Linked DNA regions of Homo sapiens: region 1 is linked to region 2. Evidence: chromatin loops called from intact Hi-C (ENCODE). Cell type or tissue: CD4-positive, alpha-beta T cell. All regions are shown on one strand.

Region 1 (8,000 bases), 200 kb before region 2:
CTACGATTTTTTCTTTTCTGTCTGTCACAGAGGTGTCAGTAAAGGAGAAAGCTTACTTGAAAGGTTTGGATTACCGAGCAGCTCAAAAGAGCTGTTGCTGGCGGGATTTTCTCCTTGCTGAAGTTTTTCTTTGCCCCTAGAATACTAAGCAAAAAGGAAAGAAAAGATGAAAGGTAAGTCCCTCTTTAAAAATACATTGAGTCAACCCATCGCAGAAAAATACAGATTTCTCAACTGACAAATAAGCGGCATCACTGCATTTGGGAATCAGAAAAAGTCCCCACGATAAAGTTATTTGGGAATTAATCAACACTTGGCTCATCCTAGGCGTGGAGCGCTTCGGAATTCACCTCGTGTTGCTTGGAAGCTGGCAGCCCGGTTGTTATATAATGTGAACCCAGAGGCCTGCCAGACGGCCCTCCCTGTGCCCCGGGGGAGTTACAAGGCTCTGTAACTCTTGGAGTCAGTCAATCCTGCAGAACAGAGTCCAGGGGCCTGGTGTGTGCTGTGTTTTACAGATGACACATTAACCTTTGAAATTCTGTCCTCAGTCACCTTCATCAATGCCTGAGCGAACGAAGGAAGGGCCACATGTGGGCTCTTTTTTTGTTCACTTTTCCAAATGGAGATAAGACATGTAACAAAATTTACCATCTTAACCATTTTTAAATGTACAGTTCTGTGTTATTAAGTGCATTCCTATCGTTGTACCAGTATCACCACTATCCATCTGCAGAACTCTGCATCTTGAAACTCTGTGCCTGTTCAGTGGTAACTGCCTGTTCCCCTCCTGGCAGCCCCTGGCAGCCGCCCGTCTCTGAATTTCAGAGCCACTTTCTGTCCCTGAGTTTGACTACTCTAGGTACTCACATAAGTAGAATCACACTGTATTTGTCCTTGTGTATCTATCTGGCTTATTTCTCTTAGCGTAATATCCTCAAGGTGCATCTGTGTGGTAGTGTGTATCAGAATTTCCTTCCTTTTCAGGAGTGAATAATATTCCATTGTACGGATATACCATGTTTTGTTCATCCATCCATCCCTCCGTGGATGGACATGGGTTGTTTCCACCTTTTGACTATTGTGAATAGTACTGCCATGAACACAGTTATACAAATACCTGTTTGAGCCTCTGCTTTCTGTTCTTTGGGGTACTTTCCCAGAATTGGAATTGATGGGTCATACGGTAACAGACTCCTTTTTTAAAAAAGAAAAGTATCTTGAGAACTTGGGAGAGCCACCCTAGGAGTACTTACTGGGCTGGATTGTTTGCTCCGTCTCCTTTTGCCTCCAGGTACAGCCCATAGGCCTCTGTCCTCACAGATGTGGTATGGAAGAGTGGCCCTGTTCCAGGGTGAGATCACCAGTGTAGACCTTCTCAGTTTGACCCTACATCTGATGAACCCCCAAAAGCACAGAGAGGATCTCAGAATGAACTAAAGATCATGGGCTATAAATGACTCCTTCCTTCTCCTTTTCTTCCTTGGATGACAAAGATTGTGGTCACTATACAGTTATGGTGGCCTCAAGTCTGGTAAATCAATGATGTTTCATGTTAGCTGCTCACGGGATTCACCTTGTGGCTTATTGATGTCCAGACCCCGCCTCTGATCCCGCCTCTAGAGATTCTGATTTCATTGGTTTGAGTCCTGGCCTCAGCATGGGGACTTTTGAAAGCTTCCAGGCGAGTCTAATATGCAGCCAGGGTTCTGTAGCACCCAAGTGAATTACTGAACCCGAACCTTTTCTCAATCCCTTTCATGCTGTCTGTTGTCTTTTTGGTTATTTCTTTTTTCTTTTTCTTTTTTAATTTGAGATGGAGTCTCGCTCTGTCCCAGGCTAGAGTGCAGTGATAGGATCTTGGCTCACTGAAACCTCTTCCTGCCAGGTTCTAGCAATCCTCCCACCTTAGCCTCCCGAGTAGCTGGTATTACAGGTGTGCACCACCACGCCCGGCTAATTTTTGTATTTTTAGTAGAGACGGGGTTTCACCATGTTGGCCAGGCTGGTCTCGAACCTCAAGTGATCCATCCCCCTCGGTCTCCCAAAATGCTGGGATTGCAGGCGTGAGCCACCACACCCAGCCAGGTTATTTCTTTGGAGCATATCTTCAGATTTGTACATCTCAGCCCAAGGTTTAAAGATTTGGAAACAGGCTTTTCTGTGTGTGTGTGTGTGTGTGTGTGTGTGTGTGTGTGTGTGTGTGTGTGTTTTAATTAACGAGGATGCATTATGTAACTTTGGAGCTAAGAATGAGGAATGAGGATGCATTATGTAACTTTGGAGCTAAGAATGAGGAGACCTGGGTCATACTTGTGTGTGTGTGTGTGTTATTATCTAACCAGGGATAATGAATTATTTAACTTGGCAGGATCTCAGTTTGTTGTTGTTGGTTTTTTGTTTTTTGTTTTGTTTTTTTTTAAATCTTGGCTTTAAAATTAGGGCATAGATTGGCAAACCAGATAAAAGAATGAAATTAATGATTTTTTTAAAAATGTCCCCTCTAGCTCTGACATACCACGACTCTGAATGAACAGGTGGAATTGATGGGGAGTGAGGAGGCTTGGAGAGAGAGCCCCCGGGTGTGAACCCATCCTGTTCTAACAATAATGAGCTTTGGGATGAAGAGCCTCCCCGCAGGCAGGGGACTGCTGGGAGTTTCTGGTGTCCCAGAAGAAGCCTTCAGGGCAGCTCTGATCAGTAAATAAAAGGATACGAAATAAAAATCTCAAAGGATCCGTAATGAATAAGAAAGCAGGAATGTCGTCCCCAGGGAGAAATGAGTTGGGGGCTTTGTCAGTCACGAGAGAACATAGCACAGGACTCTGGGTCCAATGGAGCTGAACGTCAGCGCCTCTGTCCCCACGAAAATAGTAACTTCCCTGACACCATCCACCTGATGCCAAGAGCTGTTTATATCAACATTTCTTCTCGGGATTCTTTCAAACTTTATACTTACTTCTCTCCTCCTCTGATTCTATTCAAGGAATGTGAATGGCTGAGGTTTTGTTTTGTTTTGTTTTCCTCTCTAGATTAGCACAGCTAATACAGTGGAATTGTGATGCCAGGGTCTATTAGTGTAGAGAAACAAAGAATGCAGTCCTGCCCTGGGCACCAGGGTTTACTTCCATGGTGACTTCTTCTTAAGCCCATGGGAAAGTGAGAGGGAGGTGACCTCCTCACAGTCGGCTCAGCCTCTGGAGCCCGGAGCCGGAGCCAGCCCCATAGTGTGTGGCCATCAGGATGACGCAGAGAGGCGTGTGAACGCAGCCGGCCACTGCAGCTGGTGCACTTGACTCTGGGCAGCGCGTTCCCAGGAACCCGCAGGACACTGAGGACCGTGCGTGATGTAACCCAGATCTGCCAGATGTGGGAGCCAGCATGAGTCACAATGCCGGGCCGTTCATTAAGAAATGCTTTCTGGGTCATCTGGGTGCAGGGCACTGCTGCTTCCCTGCTGTCCAGGGTTGGAGGCATCAAGTCTGCCCACCAGGAATCCCCAAGTTCATGAACATCTGTCTAAAATTATAGCCTGGTTTTCTGAGCTGATGTGGCACAGAGCACACGCACGCTGATGGTCTCTGGCTTGTAATTTGTTAAAGGATCTCACCACTTTGGTTAGTGGTGGGAAATCAGATAATAAAAACATACGCCCAGGTGGGAGGGTCACTTGAGGCCAGGAGTCTAAGACCAGCTCCAGCAACATAGTAAGACTCCGTTTCTGCAAAAAGATAAAATTACCTGGGCATGGCATGCCTGTAGTCCTAGCTACTTGGGAGGTTGAGGTGGGAAGATGGCCTGAGCCCAGGAATTCAAGGCTGCGGTGAGCTGTGATCACACTACTGCCTCCAGCCTGGGTGACAGAGTGAGACCCTGCCTCAAAACAACGACAAAACCAAAAACCAAAAACCCCAAAAGTGTAAGTTGCTGTGAGGTTTCTGCACATTTTAGTAAGATCAGAAATGAGGTGGGGTGTTGGGAGAAGCCAAAAACTGTGCTGGCATTGTGCCAGTGAAATGCCAGCAATCACGAGCGGTCTTCCTTTTTTTTTCTTTTTTTTTTAAAAAAAAAAAGATGTGCAAGATGCCTTATGGTGAATAACAAGTATATTTCTGAGAAGTTGTAAACTAACTCCTTAAAAAAAATCCTTATGGATATAAGACATACAGTCAGAAAAGTTCATGCATGCATCCCTGGGTAAAATCTGACACCCAAGTAACTGTAGCAAGTTGAAGGGTGGCCCCTTAAATATCCCCCAGAGCCTGTGAATATGATCTTATTTGGAAGGAGACCTTTGCAGACATAATTCAATCAAGGATCTTGAGATGAGATCATTCTGGATTACCTAAGTGGACCCTAAATCCAATGACAAGTGTCCTTACAAGAGACAGAAGAGGAGAAGACACAGACACACAGGAAGGAAACATATGAAGCAGGAGGCAGGGATTAGAGCACTGGAGCTGCAAGGAACAGCTGAGCCACCAGAAACCAAAAGAGGCAACAAACGGGTGGTCCCCTCGTGCCTTTGGAGGGAGCCTGGCCCTGCTGACACCTTGATTTCTTTTTTCTGGCATCCAGAACTGTGAGCCAGTAAACTCTGTTGTGTGAAGCCACCAAGTTTGTGGTGATTTGATAAGGAAACTAATAAAATCATCACACCTAGATGAAGAAGCAGAATGTTTCCAAAACCCTGGAAACTCCCCCTCAAGCCTAGTTTCTGTTTTCACACCGCCCCAGGACAGCTACTGTCCTGATTTCTAACGCCGGGGATAGGTTTTATGCCATTTGAACATAATAAATGGAATCTTACGGTGCATCGTCTTCTGTGTCAGATTTCTTCCCCTCCACGCTTTGTGAGATGTGTTTATCCTGTTGTGTGTTTGATGATTCTCACTGCTGCTTAGTTGTAGTGTTCCACGGTGTGAATATACCACGATTTATTTACTCTTCTCCTGTTGGGGGCATTTGAGTTTGGGGCTACGACAAAGAGTGCTGTTACAAATTCTGTTTCGTTCCTTTCTGATGAATATACGTGGGCGCTTTTGTGAGTTACATTCTCAGGAGCTGAATTGTTGGGTCATAGGCTATCTGTGTGTTCAGCTTCAGTAGCTATTGCCAGTTTTCCTATTAATTTTTTAAACACCCCATCCGATTTGGAATCTCTGTGTGAAATGGAGAATCCAATGGTAGATTCAGTAACCACTCTTTAATGTGGCTATTTTATAAGGTCCAAATGTTGAACGCAGGGTTTTCTTGGAGCAAGTTCCTTCCTTAGATCACAATCAGGAATATTCCATGTCTCAGAAGAGCCCATTACAGGGCTGGGCAGGCGTGAAAGCACACCAGTTTCTGGGAATCGGAGAGGCTGGGCTACTGACTGTGAATTTTAAATATTCTTAACCCATCGCTGGAGTGATGAATAGCACAGCTGTCGTATCCTCCATCTCGAGACTCAGAAATAAATTTGCAGTCTTTTAGGAGCTCCAGTTTTAATTCTCCTTTCCAGCTTTTAAGCTCTATGCTCCATAACTTAGGATGCAACCAAATGATATGCAGCATTTCTAAATATTCTGCTTTGATAAGTGAGTGGAAATAGTGCTGGTACAGCGGATAAGACTAGATTAAAACCCAGGGTCCCCAGCTGTCTAAAGAAGATGTGCTGCTTTGGATTTGCCTGATGCCCCAAGATCTTTCTGGAAATGGGGGAGGGTGGCTTTGACCTTGGAAATACTGGAAAGGGGAGGAAAGTGTGGTGATGGTACCTCAGAGGACTGTTTTCCCTCCAGACGTGAGATGGGTGGGATGGTAGCAACCTAGCTATCATTATGACTGATAAGCCTTCTTTTTCCCAATACAAAAGCAATTTGTCTTCCTTGCAGAATGAGAAAAATTCAGGTCCACCAGAAAATAACCACAAACCTGACACCCACAGTTAACCACTGTTGAATATATTTGCATATATACATTTCATATACAAACCTTTCTTCCCATACAAACATTTTATTTCTGCAGTCAACGAGTATGTATTGAATGCCTGCCATGTGCCAGTCCCCAGGGATAGAGCATGAATAAAACAGACAAACCATCCCCTGTCCTTGCGGAGCTGACCTTCCAGTGGGAGCTTATTATACGATACATATGGTACTAAAATGAGATCTTATGGTACATGTTTCTTATCGGTTGCTTTTTTCCACTAACAATATGTGTAACCTCTTTCTTTCTTTCTTTCTTTCTTTTTCTTTCTTTCTTTCTTTCTTTCTTTCTTTTTGAGACGTAGTCTTGCTCTGTTACTCAGACTGGAGTGCAGTGGCGCAATCTTGACTCACTGCAACCTCTACCTCCTGGGTTCAAGCAATTCTCTGCCTCAGCCTCCCGAGTACCTGTGATTCCAGGCACCTGCTACCACGTCTGGCTAATTTTTGTTTTTTTAATAGAGACAGGGTTTCACCATCTTGGCCAGGCTGGTCTTGAACTCCTGTCCTCGTGATCCACCCGCCTCGGCCTCCCAAAGTGCTGGGATTACAGGCATGAGCCACCGTGCCCAGCCCTGTAACCTCTTTCAATGGCAACAGATATTCAGATATAACTTTTATAGATTTATCAATGAACTAAATCCCCAGTGGTTTTGCTTGCTGGTGGTGGCCAGCACATTCGGAGATGGTGACTGCTCTGATAGTACAGGTCCCAGAGTGCCAAAAGGACCAGGGTGCTGCCATTGACTTGCAGAAGCAAGAAGTAGGCTGGGTGCAGTGGCTCACGCCTGTAATCCCCAGGAATTTGGGAGGCTGAGGTGAGCAGATTGCTTGAGTCCAGGAGTTCAAGACCAGCCTGGGCAACATGGCAAAACACCATCTCTACAAAAAATACAAAAATTAGTCGGACGTGGTGCTGCATGCCCGTGGTCCCAGCTACTCAGGGAAGCTGAGGCAGGAGGATCATTTGAGCCCAGGGGGTCAAGGCTGCAGTGAGCTGTGACTGTGTCACTGAACTTCAGCCTGGGTGACGGGGAGACCTCGTCTCAAACTGGCAAAAAAAAACAGCAACAACAACAAGTAGAAGTAAACTTTGGCAATATTGAGCCATGGAGTTGTTTTTTTTTTTGTTTTTTTTTTTTTTTTTTTTTTGAGACGGAGTCTGGCTCTGTCGCCCAGGCTGGAGTGCAGTGGCGCTATCTCGGCTCACTGCAAGCTCCGCCTCCCGGGTTCACGCCATTCTCCTGCCTCAGCCTCCCGAGTAGCTGGGGCTACAGGCGCTCGCCACCAGGCCCGGCTAATTTTTTTGTATTTTTTAGTAGAGATGGGGTTTCATCATGTTAGCCAGGATGGTCTAGATCTCCTTACCTCATGATCCGTCCGCCTCAGCCTCCCAAAGCGTTGGGATTACAGGCATGAGCCACCGCGCCCGGCCTCTGAGCCACGGAGATCTTTTTTAAAAAAACTTTTATTTTAGGTTCAGGGGTACATGTGCAGGTTTGTTATACAGGTAAACTCATGTCATGGGGGTTTGTTGTACAGATTATTTCATCACCCACTTACTAGGCCTAGTAGCCAGTAGATACGTTTTCTGATCCTCTCCTTCCTCCCACTCTCCACCATCAAGCAGGCCCCCAATGTCTGTTGTTCCCCTCTTTGTGTCCGTGTGTTCTCATCATTTAGCTCCCACTTGTAAGTGAGAATATGCAGTATTTGGTTTTCTGTTCCTGCATTAGTTTGCTAAGGATAATGGCCTACAGCTCCATCCATGTTCTTGCAAAGGACGTGATCTCAATTCCTTTTTGTGGCTGTATAGTATTCCATGAGCTGTGGAGATGTTGAGGTTCTTTGTTACCAAGCATTAACTGGCCAGTCCTGACCAATACAGCTATGGTCATAACATATAAAGCACCTTAAGGGAAGAGGACGTTTAGCTAACTCTATGATGTTGTCACGCTGACATGAATAGAGAGGGTTTTGTTTTTTAAGCCAAAGACGTTAATCCATTAATTGGCATTTAAAAGGTAG
Region 2 (8,000 bases):
ACAGGCGCCCTCCACCATGCCCAGCTAATTTTTGTATTTTTAGTAGAGACGGTGTTTCACCATGTTGTCCAGGCTGGTCTTGAACTCCTGACCTCAATTGATCCACCCGCCTTGGCCTCCCAAAGTGCTGGGATTACAGGCATGAGCCACCATGCCTGGCCTGAACATTTTTATCAGTTGGATTAAGACAGGGTTTCTCAACTTTGGTACTATTGACATTTTGGACCAGATAATTTTTTGTTGGGGGCTGGGGGTCCTGTGCATTGTAGGATGCTCCATAGTGTCCCTGGAATCTGCACACTAGATGCCAGTAGCACCCCTTCCCTAGTTCTAACAACCAAAAATGTCACAAAATTGTCCCCCGTTGAGAACCACTAGATTAAGAGATCATTATCCTGAAATACTGAAAAACTGCAGACTTGGGCCAAAAATCATGTCATGTGCCATTTTATTTTTAGATCAGTGTGGGTGGAAGTAGTGCCAGCCATCTTCAAGCTGTTAGCCAAGACTTGAGGTTCAGTATAGACCTGCACTCTCTGACGCCATGCATTCTGTGCAAATTTACATCTGTGTGCAAGTTGCACCAAATCTCAATTGTACCAGTGAATATCATTGCTCTGCCTTCTACATCCTGCCTCCTATAACAGCAATGAAAGTGTCCTTTCTGTTGTTGAATGCATTGATTTAAACAACCTCTAAATCTATTTTGAAAGCTATGTGGAAGGTAAGTATTAAACCAAGCAAAACTGACCCTCTGTCCCCAATGGGATCTTCTAATGATGCTTTAGGAGATCTCAGGCTATGGTACTGCCCACATGCTAATACTTTCTACCCAAACCTAGCTCACTTTACAAGAATCACCCCTAAATAATTTCCACTCTTCTCTGTTCTAAGACTATTTTGACTTAACTTCCTTGCCCTCACTCCCCCTTTGGTTGGTTTAGCTAACTTTATGACTTACTCATCATAAAGTTAGACAAGTCTCTGCTTTTTTAAACCTCCTTGGCTACTGCTCAGCTACCATCTTTCCCTAAAGTGTCCCCATTGAAAGTTTGCATCTAATAACGGAAGTTGCCAACATCTTGACCTCTTTCAGATATGACAATGGATGATGTTCGGGAATACGAGAAAAACATGCATGAACAAACCAACATAAAAGTTTGCAATCAGCATTCCTCCCCTGTGGATGACATAGAGAGTCATGCCCAAACAAGTGTACGTAGAATTTTTAAAACATGTTGCCCACCCTTTCACAAATGCACATGTAAACTGATCTGGGAAATACTGCAGATGCCCGGTTCGCAACCTTCCATAGAAACATGTCGTCACCCAGACCCTGTTGCTGCAGAACCTGAGCTGGATCTAAATTGGGCAGTGTCACCTCTCTCTTCCAGACATTTCGATCCCTTAAAGTTGCTTGACGTGGAGGTTATTTCGGTCATAAAACCAAGAACATGGAGAGTGGAAACACTTTTGTGGGACTAGTAAAACGGCCTGCACCATAAAAGAGCAGAGGAGTGAAAATCGATGTCATATGTAAACTAGAATAACATGTCAGTAACTTTTAAAAACATAGCTAACACTCACTTATTCATTCAAGGGAGGGCTTCTGGCTCATCAGCTATTTTAGGTTTCTTTACATTTGCTTTGAAAAGCTTTCTGTGGCTCTTTATAGCTGTTTTACCCAATCAGTTCCTTTTTACTTAGGATAATCTCAAGATGGGCTGCAGTCTGTGCAGACACACAGGCTGAGCAGTGAAGGGGTGTGAGCTGGGGATGTGCTGAGCTGCCTAGCAGATCCCTGGGACTTAGGGTAAGCCTTAGAGAGCCTCAGTTATTTCGTTGCACACTGGAAATTGAGAGCTGACTGTATATTGTATGCCAGCATTTTAAGTATCGTAATCTCTCAATCATTCATGCTAATGAAGGGTAGCTAGAGATAACAAAGAAAAGTGTAATCACCAAATCATTTCTTTGCATCTTCAGCCAGAGCTGTGATCTCTTTGGGTTCCGCCTTGAGTCCTCATGTCCATTAGCCCAGTCTCCAGAATAATACATAGTAGGTGTTAAAAAAAAAAAAAAAAATCAGCTGGGCGCGGTGGCTCATGCCTGTAAGCCCAGCACTTTGGGAGGCCGAGGCAGGTGGATCACCTGAGGTCGGGGGTTCGAGACAAGCCTGACCAACATGGAGAAACCTCGTCTCTACTTAAAATACAAAATTAGCTGGGTGTGGTGGCGCATGCCTGTAATCCTAGCTACTCAGGAGGCTAAGGCAGGAGAATTGCTTGAACCTGGGAGGCAGAGGTTGCAGTGAGCCAAGATCGCGCCATTGCACTCCAGCCTGGGCAACAAGAGCAAAATTCTGTCTCAAAAAAAAAAAAATCAATGCTGTAGTTCTAGGAAATTTAGATGTGGCTGTTGTCATAAATGGATCCTTTAGAATTGTGAAGACCTTCTGATTGCACTTTGGAAATTTTTAGTTAAATTTTTGGAGCATGTCTTTGGAATGTGCCCTGCAAGTCTCATGTGCTGCAACTGGTTGCATGTGATTGCCCTTGAGGTTGCAAGGGCCCTAACTCTTCTCCCATTTTGCATGCAGTGATCTGATTTGCAGGAAACTGTTGGAGCAAGAGGCGTTTCCTCTCTATGCACAGACCAATTCCAGTAGGACTTCCCCCTAGAAGTGCTCTTTAAGGAAACTCTCCTTGAATTTCTATCACTTTCAATTACCTTTTCTTTTAGAAATGTTGGGCCCCAGTTCCCCCTCAGCCACTCTGAAAGCCATTCACTATAAATATGACCAGGCAAACAAAGGAAGAAGCCACAGGTAAAGAGGAGACACCAGATGGCTAAAAGATGCTAAGCTCAGTGATTTTCTCACAGCTTATAAGCCCCTTGGCTTGGCTTTCTTTCAGTTTTACTGTGATTATTACTTTATAATTAAAGTCCATGGCTGGGTGCGGTGGCTCACGCCTGTAATCCCAGCACTTTGGGATGCCAAGGCGGGCGTATCACCTGAGGTCGGGAGTTCAAGACCAGCCTGACCAACATGAAGAAACCCCGTCTCTACTAAAAATACAAAATTAGCTGGGCGTGGTGGCGCATGCCTGTAATCCCAGCTACTCGGGAGGCTGAGGCAGGAGAATCGTTTGAACCCAGGAGATGGAGGTTGCAGTGAGCAGAGATTGTGCCACTGCACTCCAGCCTGGGCAACAAGAGTGCAACTCCATCTCAAATAAATAAATAAATAAATAAAGTAAAATAAATAAATAAAGTAAAATAAAAAATAAAGTCCACTTACTATGTAGAAGGTGATAACGTAGAGTGGTTCTTCCCATGGAAAAGCCCACATAATCTCTGGCTGCCCCTCAGCGTTGTTCCCGTGACTTCAGGGTGAAAGATGCCTGCCACCGGAGAAGTTACACAAAGTGGTTATTTTGAATGCTTATGACATTTCCATTATCCTTTGGAATTCCGTGAAATTGGAGCACATTTATTTTTCCTTAGTCTTTCTCCTGTATCATAATGAAAAGCAGTGAAAATCAGGAGGTGGCTCTTTGTCACAAATAAAAACTGCATGGGTGCTAAATGAATTTTAGATCATCAACCCAAGCAGGGACAAATTAGATTGAAATTAGGCAAAATTAACATCCATGAACACAGCAGTGAGGAAATAAGTCTTTTCAATTGAGCAGGTTCAAAGCCTTCAAGGACGGGAACTTCTAAGAGCCTCTGGGAGTGGAAAATCAAAATTCTGTGCTTTAGATTATTTCTGCCCCCTGCTGGCTATGTGGAGTAGAACAATGTATTCAGCCACTTGATTAAGAAAGTCTGCTTTTTCAAAGATAATATCCATTTATCATAGCAAAAACATAACATACCCTGATACACTAAAATTTTTCTCAGTCTCAACTTTATTGTGAAATAAATGCCTCTTTTTATATAACCTTAATCTCACTTCTTAGCTCATTTAATAGTCTTCCATGTTTTTAAAAATTGGTAAGTTTATAGGTACAATTTTTCTTGATATATGCTGAATTTTATATCTTATCCACATAGTCATAATGACTTATATCCTTTGTAAAAACTTTCCCTTTCAGAAAATTTTAATAATTGTTCCCAGGAAATCCTCTTAAGGATTTCATTTTGTGAAAAATACTTCTGGTTTGCTCAGATGTTATAAAACCTAAAGATTAAGCTGGGCACGGTGGCTCATGCCTATAATCCCAGCACTTTGGGAGGCTGAGGTGGACGGATGACCTGAGGTCAGGAGTTCGAGACCAGCCTGGCCAACATGGTGAAACCCCATCTCTACTAATAACACAAAAATTAGCCGGGCGTGGTGGCAGACGCCTGTAATCCCAGCTACTCGGGAGGCTGAGGCAGGAGAATCGCTTGAACCCCGGAGGCGGAAGTTGCAGTGAGCCGAGATCTCGCCGTTGCACTCCAGCCTGGGAGACAAGAGCAAAACTCTGTCTCAAAAAAAAAAAAAAAGAAAAAGAAAAGTCCTAAGGATTAATACTGTGTTATGAATATTCATTACATACTCAGTATTTCCAAAGTGGCTATATTGTTTCCTGCTGGTTATTCCCTCCAATATTATCTAATGAAGTTTCAACTGCTAAGTACATGGCAGTGGACAAGAAACAATGAAAAATGGGTCTCTGGGGGGCCAAAACAGATACAGAAAATCCGCGGGCACTAAATTTTGCATTTTGCTCCAGGATAAGCCTTGGGCCTTGACTCAGTCTTTAATAAGCCCAGGTTCCTCTTTTCCCTGTTCCCAGCAAGTAAAAATGGCAAAGGATACCAGGGATAGCCAGGGTAACAATAATTAATAATAACAGTAATAAGGCTGGGCACGGTGGCTCAGGTCTGTAATCCCAGCACTTTGGGAGTCTGAGGCAGGTGGATCACGAGGTTAGGAGTTCGAGACCAGCCTGGCCAACATGGTGAAACCCTGTCTCTGCTAAAAGTACAAAAATTAGCAGGGCATGGTGGCACGTGCCTGTAGTCCCAGCTATTCAGGAGGCTGAGGCAGGAGAATTACTTGAACCCAGGAGGTGGAGGTTGCAGTGAGCCAAGATCACGCCATTGCACTCCGGCCTGTGCAACAGAGCAAGACTCTATCTCAAATAAATAAATAAATAAATAAATAAATAATAACAGTAATAATAGAGTTTCTGAGCATGAGAGAAGAGATATCAAGCCATAAAGAGCAAATAGACCCTGAGAAGGAACTAAGGAACTGTATTTTTGCACAGTGATATATCTTCAACATATTATGTCTCAAATGTAGGAAGTATGTATAATACATTAAACACATTAGGGAAAGATTTACATTTTTTAAATACTGTTTTTACTTTCTCACTTAAATAAGAACATTTCAGGTATTTGGAAAACCTACATTATCCAACAATGATTATTAACAGTGGTATCACTGTCTTATTTGTTGAATTCCAAGTCATGCTTTTTTTTCTTTTAAATAGAATCCTCACTATTAAATGATCCTCTCCTTTCATTCTCTATTCTTTTTAAGTTTCCTCAAGAAATGGTTTTATTTTCTTGGCTTTGGAATGATTAGCAGGGTGTGGTGAAATTGTTGATTTACGTGTTTTTGAAACTGAATTTATTAAAACACAATCTCTGAACCTTCTTAGGATCGACACACAGTCAGGAAACCAGAAACAACAGCATCTTTGTGGCCCCTCAGAATAAAAAAGTATATGTATTGATTAAGAAGATAGCATGTTGGCCTGAGTACAGTGGCTCACGCCTGTAATCCCAACACTTTGGGAGGCTTAGGCAGGCGGATCACTTGAGGTGAGGAATTCAAGACCAGCCTAGGCAACATAGCGAGACCCTGTCTCTACAGAAAATACAAAAAAATTAAACCAGGCATTATGGCATGCACCTGTGGTTTCAGCCTCACGGGGCCCTAATGCAGGAGGATCACTTGAGCCCAGGAGGTCGAGACTGCCGTGAGTCATGATCGCACCACTGCACTCCAGCCTGGGTGATGCAGTGAGATCCCGTCTCAGAAAGAAAAAAAAAAAAGAAGATAGTATGTTGAAAAATCCTGATGATTTACCTGTTTACCCTATAAAGGTATACTTTCATGATCTAAAGTTGACAATAATGACAATAATATGTGTCATTTCAGGGCCATTGATTGTTTTAATTACCTTCTCTTTATGAAAAATATGACCAGTTAATTATAGCTCCAAATACCCCACACCAGACCCACAACAACACAGATGCACACGGGTGCACACACATACACACACACAGGCACATATTTCCCCCGTCTAGTTCTGTATTCTACTGTTAAGTCCTTATTGAGAATACTTAAAATACTCACTGTGAAGAGTGCTTTGGAAAATCTTAAATGGATAATCATAAAGGGATATTGTTTTCAGGGTGTAGCTTCCAATAGAAAAAATTGGGGGTTTGGTATTTCAATGATACTTTGGGTGTATAATCGGGAGAGGCCCCTTTATGATAGGGTTCCCATAGTTCCTGTAAAAACAAGGGTAGTGATGAATCTATTTGCCTCTCTTATAAATAACTGCTCGTTTTTCTTTCTGTTTTTCTCCTTGAAGACATGACAATGGATGAAGTCCGAGAATTTGAACGAGCCACTCAGGAAGCCACCAACAAGAAAATCGGCATTTTCCCACCTGCAATTTCTATCTCCAGCATCCCCCTGCTGCCTTCTTCCGTCCGCAGTGCGCCTTCTAGTGCTCCATCCACCCCTCTCTCCACAGACGCACCCGAATTTCTGTCCGTTCCCAAAGATCGGCCCCGGAAAAAGTCTGCCCCAGAAACTCTCACACTTCCAGACCCTGAGAAAAAAGCCACCCTGAATTTACCCGGCATGCACTCTTCAGATAAGCCATGTCGGCCCAAATCTGAGTAACTTTATATAAATATCTCATGGGGTTTTATATTTTCATTTGTTGTTGTTGTTTTTTTTTAAGAATCTTCTGATAGAGAAAAAGACTGCTTTGTCACTCAAACATGTTCCTTCGACCTTTCAGTGTGCATGTGACTCAGTAACTTCACATAGAATATGATTCCCTAAGTATGCTACACAGCATCATATTAGATGTAAGATGTAAGACTTGCAAAGGACAGAAGGAATCTTCTGTAACCACATAGCTGTATGCCAGAGAGGAAGCCTTGTTATTGGGCATTTGATGAGGTTTGGCATGGACTTCAAGGATAAATGAATGAAAACTTTGCACCACTTTTGTTACAAGGTACGGTAGAAAATAGTGAAGTCAGTTTCCTCTCATCAAATCTAAAATTCTCCAAAATACTCTCAGGCATAACATACTTAGCTGTTAAATTTTGAACTGCTAATTACTAATACTTGAATACCAATAGTTACTGAGATTCCTATTTTGTGGTTAGTCTGACTCAGGATTTGGAGCCTAATTAACTCTAAACTTTTGAAAATTTTAATCATCAAGCTATAGAGGCTCCAAGTGCAATTAATAATAACTCATTTATACCTTCCACAGAATTTAATAAAGATTCTACTTGTTTCTGTCTTTTAATAACTTTCCCCTTTTGTGCCCTTGTGGCCTCAGAAATCCTTAAGAATTGCATGGATGAATGTGACCATAACTGATTTTGGAATGGTTCAGTTTAGGAACCAAGAGGCCCAGGTGAGGCAACATCTTTTTTCTCTACAGGTACCAACAAACCTTGACTTGTCAGCTTCCATCATCAATTAAGATTCTCAGAATTTGCAATTAATTGAATAGAATTCATTTACTATCTGCCCACTCAAAGAAGTACAAGGGTAGAGTAAGCTAACTGGGCTTTAACATGGTCAGAATGTCTGGTGCATGAACTATAAAAAAGAGAACTGTCTCCCATCCCCTTCCTTGTTTTACTCTTAGTAACATCCAGAATTCCCTGGAACAGATTGCCTACCACCAGACCTTAGAAAAGACTGTCATTCTCTTGCTCCTTACTTGAAATACAAATAT

Evidence for each region. Peaks named below come from ENCODE experiments on the same cell type or tissue, not always from the same donor. Only the 100,000 strongest peaks of a DNase experiment are listed, where the experiment ranks them.
Region 1: a loop joins it to region 2, with 3 times the contacts of the local background. A loop is called at or near these places in 9 of 110 quality-filtered maps.

What each region holds. Positions count from the first base shown.
Region 1 is chr17:67,487,951-67,495,950 of GRCh38, forward strand. The region is part of intron 1 of PITPNC1 (phosphatidylinositol transfer protein cytoplasmic 1); the gene reads left to right. Among named protein-coding and RNA genes, the nearest start is that of MIR548D2, 20 kb to the left of the region's middle. RefSeq lists an enhancer at 1,323-1,562. In CD4-positive, alpha-beta T cell, no CTCF peak of the experiment used is centred here; a DNase peak (open chromatin) is centred at 3,357.
Region 2 is chr17:67,685,970-67,693,969 of GRCh38, forward strand. PITPNC1 (phosphatidylinositol transfer protein cytoplasmic 1) reads left to right here. Exons shown (of 9, transcript NM_012417.4): 9 at 6,603-8,000. The coding sequence ends at 6,919. LOC101928045 (a long non-coding RNA gene) reads right to left here. Exons shown (of 4, transcript NR_188294.1): 3 at 3,302-3,404. Among named protein-coding and RNA genes, the nearest start is that of NOL11, 28 kb to the right of the region's middle. In CD4-positive, alpha-beta T cell, CTCF peaks have their summits at 3,780 (motif pointing left) and 3,980; a DNase peak (open chromatin) is centred at 3,762.